3 separate regions of the Homo sapiens genome follow, and all the other regions are linked to region 1. Evidence: chromatin contacts called from ENCODE Hi-C or POLR2A ChIA-PET data. All regions are on one chromosome and are shown on one strand. The core of a region is the stretch at or near the end of the contact, and the rest is flanking DNA. Distances in the headings are between cores, read along the strand shown. Region 1 overlaps SETBP1 (SET binding protein 1). Region 2 overlaps SETBP1 (SET binding protein 1). Region 3 overlaps SETBP1 (SET binding protein 1).

Region 1 (3,349 bases), core at 621-3,120:
CTCAAAGAGCTAAAGATACACCATAGAAAATGAGGGTAATCATATTAGACCAAGATGACTCATCACAGATACAACATTTTCAGGTAAGGGATCCTCCCTCCCCCACTCCAAATTTGAGCCAGGTCCAATGGTCTTTTTATTTTATGGAAACTGTTTCTCACTTTTCCTTTCTTTCCCAAAGAAATTACAGCCTGTGTTACACAGCACTAATGCATGTACATACACAAGGGGGTATGAAAATCAAAGTCCTATATTGATACCCACAATTTCCCTGGCCTTCACCTTCCATAACTTCAGAGAGTGGCAAGTTAGAATAATGTAGGGTGGATGAAAAGGGTGTGAGGGGCAGGGGGCAACCAGAGGCCTGTACACTTGAACACATGGAGGGACCAGAGGCTGATTTCCCTGTGGGGAGGCACTAGAGGAGAGCTAAAAGTAGAAACAACCCTACCCACTATTAACAACATAAAATGAAATCAGGAGTTCTTATGTACGCTTACAAAACAAAGTAAAATAGATAAAACCCCCTCTAGGTTTTTAGTATGACAGGGCAAGAAATTTAGTTTCCTCTGGGGGAAGAAAAGGGTTGCTCATGAAGATGTTAAGGCCTTCCAATAATGGAGACCCAGGATGCTGACCATGGGCAGGACACTGGCCCGTATCACTGACATCAGGACATTGCTCATATCTTTGCCTGATCTTTGATAAACATGGAGCAGTTTCAATTCAGTTCAACTCACAGAAGGGGAAATAGGTTGTACAGACAACAGCTTCTTTCATCTTCCTGACTCCATCAAAGACATAAAGGTTTGGAAAATCAGGTCAATCCAGATTTGGTTTCAATGGAGCTCTGAGGTAAGGAAAAATGCTAAAAAACACCTTTCTTTACCTGGTCATCCCTCCGCTCACCCCTTCGCCATCTCTTGAATGAGTCAGTCATTGCTGTTTGTCCCTGAATGGTGACCTATTATTATAGAACAGCAGCAATGTGTATGATGGTTACATCATGAAGGCCATAGGAGGGAGTCGGCATGTTTTTAGTGAGAACCTCCTGCTCCAGTTAACAACAATCTCAGAGAGGAAGAGGCATGTCTCGGCATTGTCAATGATGCCAGTAACCCAGACGGCGGGCAGTTCTCAGCCTTCAGAAACACCCATCCGATAGTTATGGACTCAGGTGCTGACTTCTTGAAAGAATGCAATAGGAATTCATAGACAAGAAACCATAGTGTAATCTACGGAATCTTGGAAGGTGCTTCCTTGAAGAAATGAAATTAGGCCACTGCTCTTAAGAGTCTTAATTCCTGAGGGTTGTAAGCTAATTCTGTGATTCTCCAAGTATAGCCAAATTGAGAAAATGCTATTTGAGCTACAGAGACAAGAAACAGAAGAGGGTTGACATGGTATAGCATGGTACGTCTCGGATCAATCCTGGACATACTCCCCTTTAAATATTTATAATTTTGACAAAATACATAACCTGTCTGTGCCTTGGTTTTGTCATCTGTAGAATCAGGATAATAATAACTGTGCTGACTTCATATGAAGGTAATGCATAGCATAAGGTCTTACTTTCAGTGAACGTGAGCTAAGATAACTGTGACAGTAGCATCGGTTACTATAAATAGTTGGGACAGGAGAAGAGAAAAAGCTGTGGTTTGATTGCTTTCTGCTTTAGACTACTCTGAGCCTAGCAGCAGAATTGGTACGATACTCCCTCCTAAGTTCAGAGGACAGACTGAATGAGAAAACCTCAGAGCCTTGGACCTTGGCCAAGATACTCTTCCTTGTAATCTTCATCACTCTGAGTTATATTTGCAGTCAGCCAGGAGAACAAATGACAGCCGAGCAGACACCTACAAACTGGATTACTGGATTCTGGTCCATTCAAATAATGGGGCTTTCCAGCTAGAGGTGGAGTAGCAAGCAGGAACACATTTTCTCCTCGGCCTTGCCCTCCAGATACCAGCCTCTGAAGACAAGCCACTTTCAGTCTAATTCTCTACACACTGCCAGCAGTTAAAGAAGTTCCCCATTTCTCCTTACTCATCCTTCCTTTCAATTGCTCCTTCCTTCTCACCTTTCTGAGAGTAACCACATCCCACCTTAAGGTAGGTGAGGCCATTTTCCTTTACACATCTAGAATTCTTCAATTCTAACACAGGTACCTGGCAGTAGAACCAATCTGGTCCTTGTGTAAGCTGGGAAAGGTCACAGTTTTCAGTGAGTCCAGAGGTGTGATGATGACAATGCTAGGTTAATAAATATGGCAAAAATATATTTTTCTGAAAATGAGGATTAAAATTGGTTGAATTTTATAAAATGAGATAAACAATATAAAATGTGGATTTGAAATTAGTATTTTAAACATTTAAAGCAGAGTTATATTTTGGGGGGCTTCACAAGTACTCTACAGGACATGAATTACCAATCTTTTTAAATACGTGAGAAAATTGAGGCTTAGCAAATCTAGGAGAGCATTAACAAATCTAGGAGAGCCTTTCTACAGATATTGACAAGTTGACCCTAAAATTCATATTGAAATGCCATGGACCTAGAATAGCCAAAACAATCTTGAAAAAGAACAAGGTTGGAGGACTCACACTTCCCAATTTTAAAATTTCTACAAAGCTATTGCAGTCAAGAGTGTGACACTGGCATAAGAAAAGACATATAAATCAATAGAACAGAACTGATTGTCCAGAAATAAACCCTGATACTTATTGCTCATTGACTTTTGACATGGGTGCTAATATAATATAATGGGGAATAAGTCTTTTCAATAAATAAATAGTGCTGGGAAAAGCTGATATACACATGCAAAAGAAGAAAGTGGAGAAGAAGAAGGAGAAGGAGAAAGAAGAAAAGGAGGAGGGGCCAGGTGTGGTGGCTCACACCTGTAATCCCAGCACTTTGGGAGGCCGAGGTGGCGACGTGAGGAGTTCAAGACCAGCCTGGCCAAGTTGGTGAAACCCTGTCTCCACTAAAAATACAAAAATTAGATGAGCATGGTGGTGGGCGCCTGTAATCCCAGCTACTCAAGAGGCTGAGGCAGGAGAATCACTTGAACCCGGGAGGCGGAGGTTGCAGTAAGCTGAGATCACGCCACTGCACTCCAGCCCAGGTGTCAGAGCAAGACTCTGTCTCAAAAAAAAAATAAAAAATAAAAAAGAAGGAGGAGGAGGAAGAAGAAGAGCTGGAGCCCTGCTTTCTACAATACACCAAATAAATTCAAAGTGGATCATAAACCTAAAGGCAAGAGCTAAAGCTATCAATTTCTTAGAAGAAAACATGAGTATATTTTTTGACCTTTGGTTAGGCAAACCCTCCCCAGATATGACACCAAAGC
Region 2 (3,349 bases), core at 491-2,990, 110 kb after region 1:
CATTCTCATTAGGGTATGAAATGGATCATTTCCAGTGGCCAGATGGTTCCCCATAAATACATTAATGACTTTATAGGCATGTCTGCTTGGAAAAGGAACAATTTAACTACCACAACGTAGGAAGTGCTCCTTTTGGATTCTGGGTAAACTAAATCAAAGACCAAGAAATTACAAAAAAAAAAAAAAAGTCTTTGTTAAATTACTCCCTTTCGCACACCTCATTCTTTTTATATGGCAAGCTCAATAAACAAGTGTAATATTTGTTTTCAAATTAAAAAAATAAAATTCATCTCAACCTTCAAAAGTCATTCAACCATGAATGGTCCCAATGTTGAGAAACACACACACAAATCCACACACATATGCAAACCTGTGCACATGCACACACATACTCCTCATTGGTAACAAAGTCAAGGCTTCTACTGCTGAGTATGGCTGTGTAGTGACAGTACTCATGTCACACTTCAACTGGATGACTTTCCAAAGGCAGTCATGTCCCTGTCAAGAAGTTCCTTTCTTCTACCTCGAAACAGATCCCAAACCTGTCTCATTCTCTGTCTAATGCCCCATCCTCAACCCTCACTCAAGCTACAAGAGTAGCTGCCTAGAACTTCCAGAAGGATCTCTTTACAAACAAATCTGATCTTGTCCTGCCCCTACTTAACCTTTTTTTTTTAAATACTTTAATTTCTAGGGTACATGTGCACAATGTGCAGGTTTGTTACATATGTATACATGTGCCATGTTGGTGTGCTGCACCCATTAACTCGTCATTTACATTAGGTATATCTCCTAATGCTATCCCTCCCCGCTCCTCCTACCCCACGACAGGCCCCGGTGTGTGATATTCCCCTTCCTATGTCCAAGTGTTCTCATTGTTCAATTCCCACCTATGAGTGAGAACATGCAGTGTTTGGTTTTTTGTCCTTATGGTAGTTTGCTGAGAATGATGGTTTGCAGCTTCATCCATGTCCCTACAAAGGACGTGAACTCATCCTTTTTTATGGCTGCATAGTATTCCATGGTGTATATGTGCCACATTTTCTTTATCCAGTCTATCATTGATGGACATTTGGGTTGGTTCCAAGCCTTTGCTATTGGCGAATAGTGCCGCAATAAACATACGTGTGCATGTGTCTTTTAATGGCACCCACTGCTTTTAAGCTAGGGACAGTAATTTTCTCTCCCGGTCAACAAGGATGGGGCAGGTACTCACTCCAGTCTCATTTCCCACTGTTTCTCATCAGTTCATTGGACCTACATGGATCTTCCAGTTCCTCAAAATTTCCTCAGCCATAACTACTCCCTCTTGGGGTCTTTTGGAAAAACGTCCTCATTGCTGGGCTGCTCTTCCCTTCTCCATTCACTGGCTCACTCCTGCTCACCCCTCTGCACAGATGCATCAGGAAAGCTTCCTGCCCTTCCCAGCACCACAGGTTTTCTTCAAAGTTCTTGCCATTTTGAAACTGTTTATTTACATTTTGATTGTCGGATCCGTGCTCGGAAGGCCACCAGGGTTGGTGTGAAGATCAAATCTGAGAATGGGGATAGATATCCTTCAAGAATTATAAACAGAATCCCAATATAAATCCCTGCTTTTTTCATTGCTGCTTCTAAAGGACTCCCAGCCCCCAAAAGAAAGTGAAAGCAGAAGCATCACTTACCCCAAACATCAAAAGGAAATGACATCCAAAGCAGGCATTTTTAAAATTTATGTTGGGCTAAGACGGTAGCCACCACAACTTGGTGAATAATTAGCCTTGAGGTCTCCTAGCATAAAATAAAAATCCACTTCCCTCAGGCCAGAGAAACCACTGACAACCACCAGCCTGAGTTTTGACAATTTCCCTGCCCATCACACACCTGGTTCCTAAGGTCCCAGTAGCCAAAGGGGAGTAAATATTAACTCTGGTAGGGAATGATTTGTCAGTCATGAACAGCTGTCCACAGTTTCCAAGGTACTGACCTGAAAAGGAGATGAAAGGAACAAAGACTGGGGTAGCTTCCACACTGGGCAGGACATCTTGCCCTTGCCTCTTGGTCTGCTATCTAGCCAGTGATGCTGATTTCTATACCTACACATTCAGGTTCCTTTACCCTTTGGTTTTAGCCAAGAAGGGGCACCAGCAGGAGATCACAAAAGGGAGGTGAGTGAGGTCAGAAGTATTGTTTTCCCAGCTTCCTCCATGCTGGGTCACCCCAGGCTAGCTGTGTCCTTAACCAAAGGCCACAGCTCCTATCAAGTATACCTCCAACAGAGCTTGCTTGTGCCCTCTTTTTAGCTCCGCATCCCCAGCAAACCTACACATTCTGAAACTGATCCTCCTTCTTCAAGCCTAGTGTGATCATGGTTCATCTGCGATATTACTATCCCTGTGATGCTGCAGCAATCTTTGTGGTTTCCCTACACCCAGCTCACAACCTGGAGGTAGAGAGACATCATTTCAATAAGCACACACATGCGCAAGAGTGCAGTTTTAGGAGATGAGTTTTAGGAGGTAAGGAATGTGTTTCTACGCATGCCTGCATTTCTGTGATCTGGGGTGGCTGCAGGATCTAATAGGCAAGGCTTCTCGGAAAAAAACCTATACTTGATCTGACTTCAGAACAAGGCCAAGTTTAGGTGGGGCATGCATAGGAGGCTAGTGGAGGGAACAGGAAAAATCCCAAGCAGAGAGAACAACCTATGGAAAGGCCCTGTCCACTCTTACACAAAGGTTCTCACCTGTCTATTAAAGCTATTATGGGGAACACACAGCCATTTTAAATGTCTACACAAATATAAGATGTTAATGACAGTCATAATTCTGTTCATAAAAATCCTCAAGCTTTGATTTTACTTCTCCAACACATAAAAGTTTCTTGTAGGCCAGATCTCGTCCACAGTGCCCACCACAATGGCTAATTAATATACAGCTGAAGTCCAATAAACACAAGCAAATAATTGATTGATTCACTGAGGAACCAAAGGATGGAAAAAATCCAGCAGAGGCCTAGCACTGCCTATCAGTGGAGGCAAGTGCATGAAATGTGGATGAGTTGACTTCAGGCTAAGTATGGGGCTGACCTTGGGCAAGTTACACTTACCTCTACATAATGTTTGTTCAGGTCTCAGGCTCCAAGATAGGAGATAAGCGAGAGTTATTTTGGTCTTTTGAATGCTTAGGAAAACAGCTGAGCTACACGTAAGTGACCTCCATTCCTAGGGCAATATGTTAAGTTCAGTCTCAGTGTGAGGTTTCCAGCTCCCCACAAATTAAAAACACAGCATCAGAGAAGAGTAGAGGTTTCCTTATAACCCAGAGATACCATTGTGGAAAGCCCCTGTTGCCGGAAAAATGATGACTTT
Region 3 (3,349 bases), core at 354-2,853, 87 kb before region 1:
GCGTGTGGTGCTAATTAACATGATCCAAGTTACAATATGTGCTAAAGATTCCAGTTTTGTTACTTATTTAATGAGCTTCGTGGGATTTGAACATGAGGCTCAAAGTAGCAGGGGAAACCTCATAATTAGTTTCAATTACAAGAAGTTCCTACGCATTAAGACTATTTGATGAACTGCAAAGGGAAGGAACTACCGACCAGATACAAATCACTAATTTTGTTTCATTTATTATTATACTTATTTTCTTCCTAATTAGTGCTGATTGGCTTATGATCCTAATTAATGCAAAGGAATTTGGAATGGTATACAATGGTATGGCTTAGAAGATGCCAGCATGTACAACTGCTAAATTATTGCTAATTGTTATTTACATGAGGCCTGGAAGACTAAGTAATGCAATGCCTAATTAGCATTAAAGATATGGTATCCATTTCCAATTTACACTAATGCAATGGAGATCAAATCATTAGTCTAAAAACCTCGATCTTTAGATCTCAAGAATTGCTCCATTGTATAGTGACCTCTACCTAAGGGGAAACTGTTTTGTCTTCAGTTGCATCTTGCCAGGGCTTGGCTAGAACTTTGCAGAAAAGTTACACAGGAATACTCAGCATAACACTGGCAATGGGCTGCAGTATTTAAGGATTAGAGCTGGGAGCCACCTGGCAAATAGGCCAAGCATAAGGCCTGGGTTTCTTCCAATGCTGGAAGGTGTGTGTGCTTGCTGGAGAGTGCAGTCCCGAGATGGCAGGTTTCTGGGAAGGCCTAAGGCCATCCTGACATCATGGTCCCTATGAGTGATATCTACAGAGGACTAGGGAGGCCTATTTTGAAGGGCTGGTGGCTCAGCTAGTATCATAGGGGCAGATGCTGTCAGCCTGATGGGGGATGCAGTGACACAAAGAACAAAGAGATGCTCCTGGAACTGGGAGACCTACACTTCAACTCTCTTAGTCCAAAACTCTCCCAAGATGTTCTCCTCATCCCTGATTACGCCACCTGTGTTATGGCAAGTGTTTCCCCTCTTTCTCATCTGATCTTCCCTAGTCAATAAAGAGTCTTGAAGGAAACACTCTGGGATACTCCCGTCAGCTGAGACCTGCCTGTACCCATCTCACTGCTTTTTGCACAGGAGTGTCCATTATTTTGCCTTTTTCCTACCCTTTTTCTTCCACTAGCCTCATATCTTTTCCTTCTTTCCCTTTGTCTTCTCCCTTGCCTCTGCCTTAATCCAGTGCTCTGTGGGCTGGAAAAGAAGAGTATAGGAGTAGCAGCCCAAAGATCTGCCTGACTTGATGTTACAAGACTCATTTCACCTCTCAGGACTTGAGGTTCTCCATCTTGTAAAATGGAAATGCTAGTACCTACTGCTCTATCCCTTTCCCCCAGAGTATGTGGAAGCACAAATGGGATAACATATGGGAAAGCCCTTTGGAAATCAGAAAGTTCGATATGAATGGGGAGGATTCTGAGAGTCAGTTTAGCAGTTTCATCTTCATGGGTAGTTTTTCAGTGCCTGACAGAGTTAAAATCCAGTCTGTAAATACTTCCTCTTTCACTGTCAGGCCTACACGTGGACAGAGAAGCACTCCTAGAGGTGACTCCACAGAGCTGAATGGAGGCAAGGAGAGAAAGCTGGCTCTGCCCAGATGCCTGAACTCCACCCCACAAGTTCCTCTTCTCCTAAGTACCTTGTAGATGGAGAGCCTTGCTGTATTGACAATCTGGCCCCGGGTGAGCAGGCTCTAGTCTCTGTAATTCTCTGAGACATTCTTTGGAGAAGACTTTTCATGTGCCCAGCAAATATTGCTCCTGGCTATCAGACTTCATTGAAACATGTATTCTCTGCAGCCTCATAAGTATTTTATACTTTTTGAGAGAGAAGAAGAGAAAAGAGGGAGGGAGAGAGGAAGAAACAAGAACAGTAGCTACTTGATGTTCAATAGACATAAACCCTGTATTGGGTTTTTGGGGTAGCTTCATTTGAATTTCACTGTGGACCTGTTGAAATTTGATTTCTCAAAGTTGGTAAAAACATTTTCCTAAAAAATATCAGTTCAAATCATTTGGTAAGTGTTATGGCCTATATGTGGACCATAAAATTCAGATGTTGGAAACAAGCCCCATTGTAACGGTGTTGGGAGATGGGGCCTAATGGGAAGTGTTTAGGGCCCTGCCCTCATGAATGGATTAATGCTGCTATATAATACAACAAGCGCTCTTGGGAGTTGGTTTGCTTTCTTCTGCTATTCTGTCCTGTGAGGAGACAGTGTTCATCTTTGTTTTTTACCTTCCACCATGTGAGGATGCACCAAGAAGGTCCTTGGCAGACACTGATCCCAGCATCTTGATTTTGGACTTCCCAGCCTCCAGAACCATGATAAATAAATTTCTGTTCTTTACGAATTACTAGCAGCATAAATGGATGAATACAGAAATGTTAAATTATCTATGTACATTTTATACACACACACACACACACACACACACACACACACACACACACACAAAAGCCTGGACATGTACATTTTAAAAATGTGGTCTTCATATTAAGTCTGCATATTCACATTTAAAATGTACATTAAAAATGTAAATAATGACTGGGCGCAGTGGCTCACGCCTATAATCCCAGCACTTAGGGAGGCCGAGGTGGGCAGATCACGAAGTCAGGAGATCAAGACCGTCCTGGCTAACACTGTGAAACCCTGTCTCTACTAAAAATACAAAAAATTAGTCGGGCATGGTGGCAGGTGCCTGTAGTCCCAGCTACTCGGGAGGCTGAGGCAGGAGAATGGCGTGAACCCAGGAGGCGGAGCTTGCAGTGAGCCAAGATCGCGCCACTGCACTCCAGCCTGGGCAACAGAGCAAGACTCCATCTCAAAAAAAAAAAAAAAAAAAAAAAAGTAAATAACATGGTCAGTTGTCTACTGCCACTCAGCTTAAGACACATTATATTGCCAATACCTTTGACACTCACATGTGTGTTACTCCCAACATGCAAGAGGTGCCTTTGGGTAAACTTAAGAAAAGTACCTTTTTCTTCCTTGTGAGGTGAATTCCCACACCTGGGCAAAAGGCTTGGGAGTATCTTGAAGGGCTGATATTTAGCTCTAATTACTCCCTTGGCTGGAAATCCTTGTGCAATATACAACCATACATGGCAACCCTGCCCAACCTCCTTTCTTTGCAGTTTTATCATACATATGGATCCCTGAATAGTATGTTTTTTCATATTTTTGAATTTTGTAGATATTGGGCCATGTATTCTCTTGCTCAACATGCTATTTCTAAGATTCAGCTGATATGTGTAGATGTGACTCATTCATTTTCTTGGATAACAATCTTCTTT

The links. A loop is a pair of places that touch in the nucleus more often than their neighbours do. ChIA-PET counts read pairs that join two places held with the same protein, here RNA polymerase II (POLR2A). Pooled maps may share reads with other maps.
Region 2: a map with no recorded cell type shows a loop between it and region 1 (6-fold over the local background). The contact joins two enhancer-like sites. A Hi-C loop is called at or near these places in 3 of 168 maps with a recorded cell type or tissue (Caco-2, body of pancreas and heart left ventricle), 3 of 37 single-sample maps with no recorded cell type and 11 of 50 pooled maps. POLR2A ChIA-PET finds 5 or more read pairs at or near these places in 2 of 52 experiments (Caco-2 and activated CD4-positive, alpha-beta memory T cell).
Region 3: a pooled map shows a loop between it and region 1 (2.0-fold over the local background). The contact joins two enhancer-like sites. A Hi-C loop is called at or near these places in 1 of 50 pooled maps. POLR2A ChIA-PET finds 5 or more read pairs at or near these places in 4 of 52 experiments (B cell, CD4-positive, alpha-beta T cell, GM12878 and 1 more).

What each region holds. Positions count from the first base shown.
Region 1 is chr18:44,907,877-44,911,225 of GRCh38, reverse strand. All of the region lies in intron 3 of SETBP1 (SET binding protein 1), which reads right to left. Among named protein-coding and RNA genes, the nearest start is that of MIR4319, 61 kb to the left of the region's middle. Within about 2 kb of position 1,870, at least 2 of the 41 ENCODE cell types and tissues checked have a DNase peak (open chromatin) inside an H3K27ac peak, as active enhancers do; they include B cell, where a contact is called at or near this core.
Region 2 is chr18:44,798,607-44,801,955 of GRCh38, reverse strand. The region is part of intron 2 of SETBP1 (SET binding protein 1); the gene reads right to left. Among named protein-coding and RNA genes, the nearest start is that of SETBP1, 120 kb to the right of the region's middle. Within about 2 kb of position 1,740, at least 3 of the 41 ENCODE cell types and tissues checked have a DNase peak (open chromatin) inside an H3K27ac peak, as active enhancers do.
Region 3 is chr18:44,994,690-44,998,038 of GRCh38, reverse strand. The region is part of intron 4 of SETBP1 (SET binding protein 1); the gene reads right to left. Among named protein-coding and RNA genes, the nearest start is that of MIR4319, 26 kb to the right of the region's middle. Within about 2 kb of position 1,603, at least 2 of the 41 ENCODE cell types and tissues checked have a DNase peak (open chromatin) inside an H3K27ac peak, as active enhancers do; they include B cell, where a contact is called at or near this core.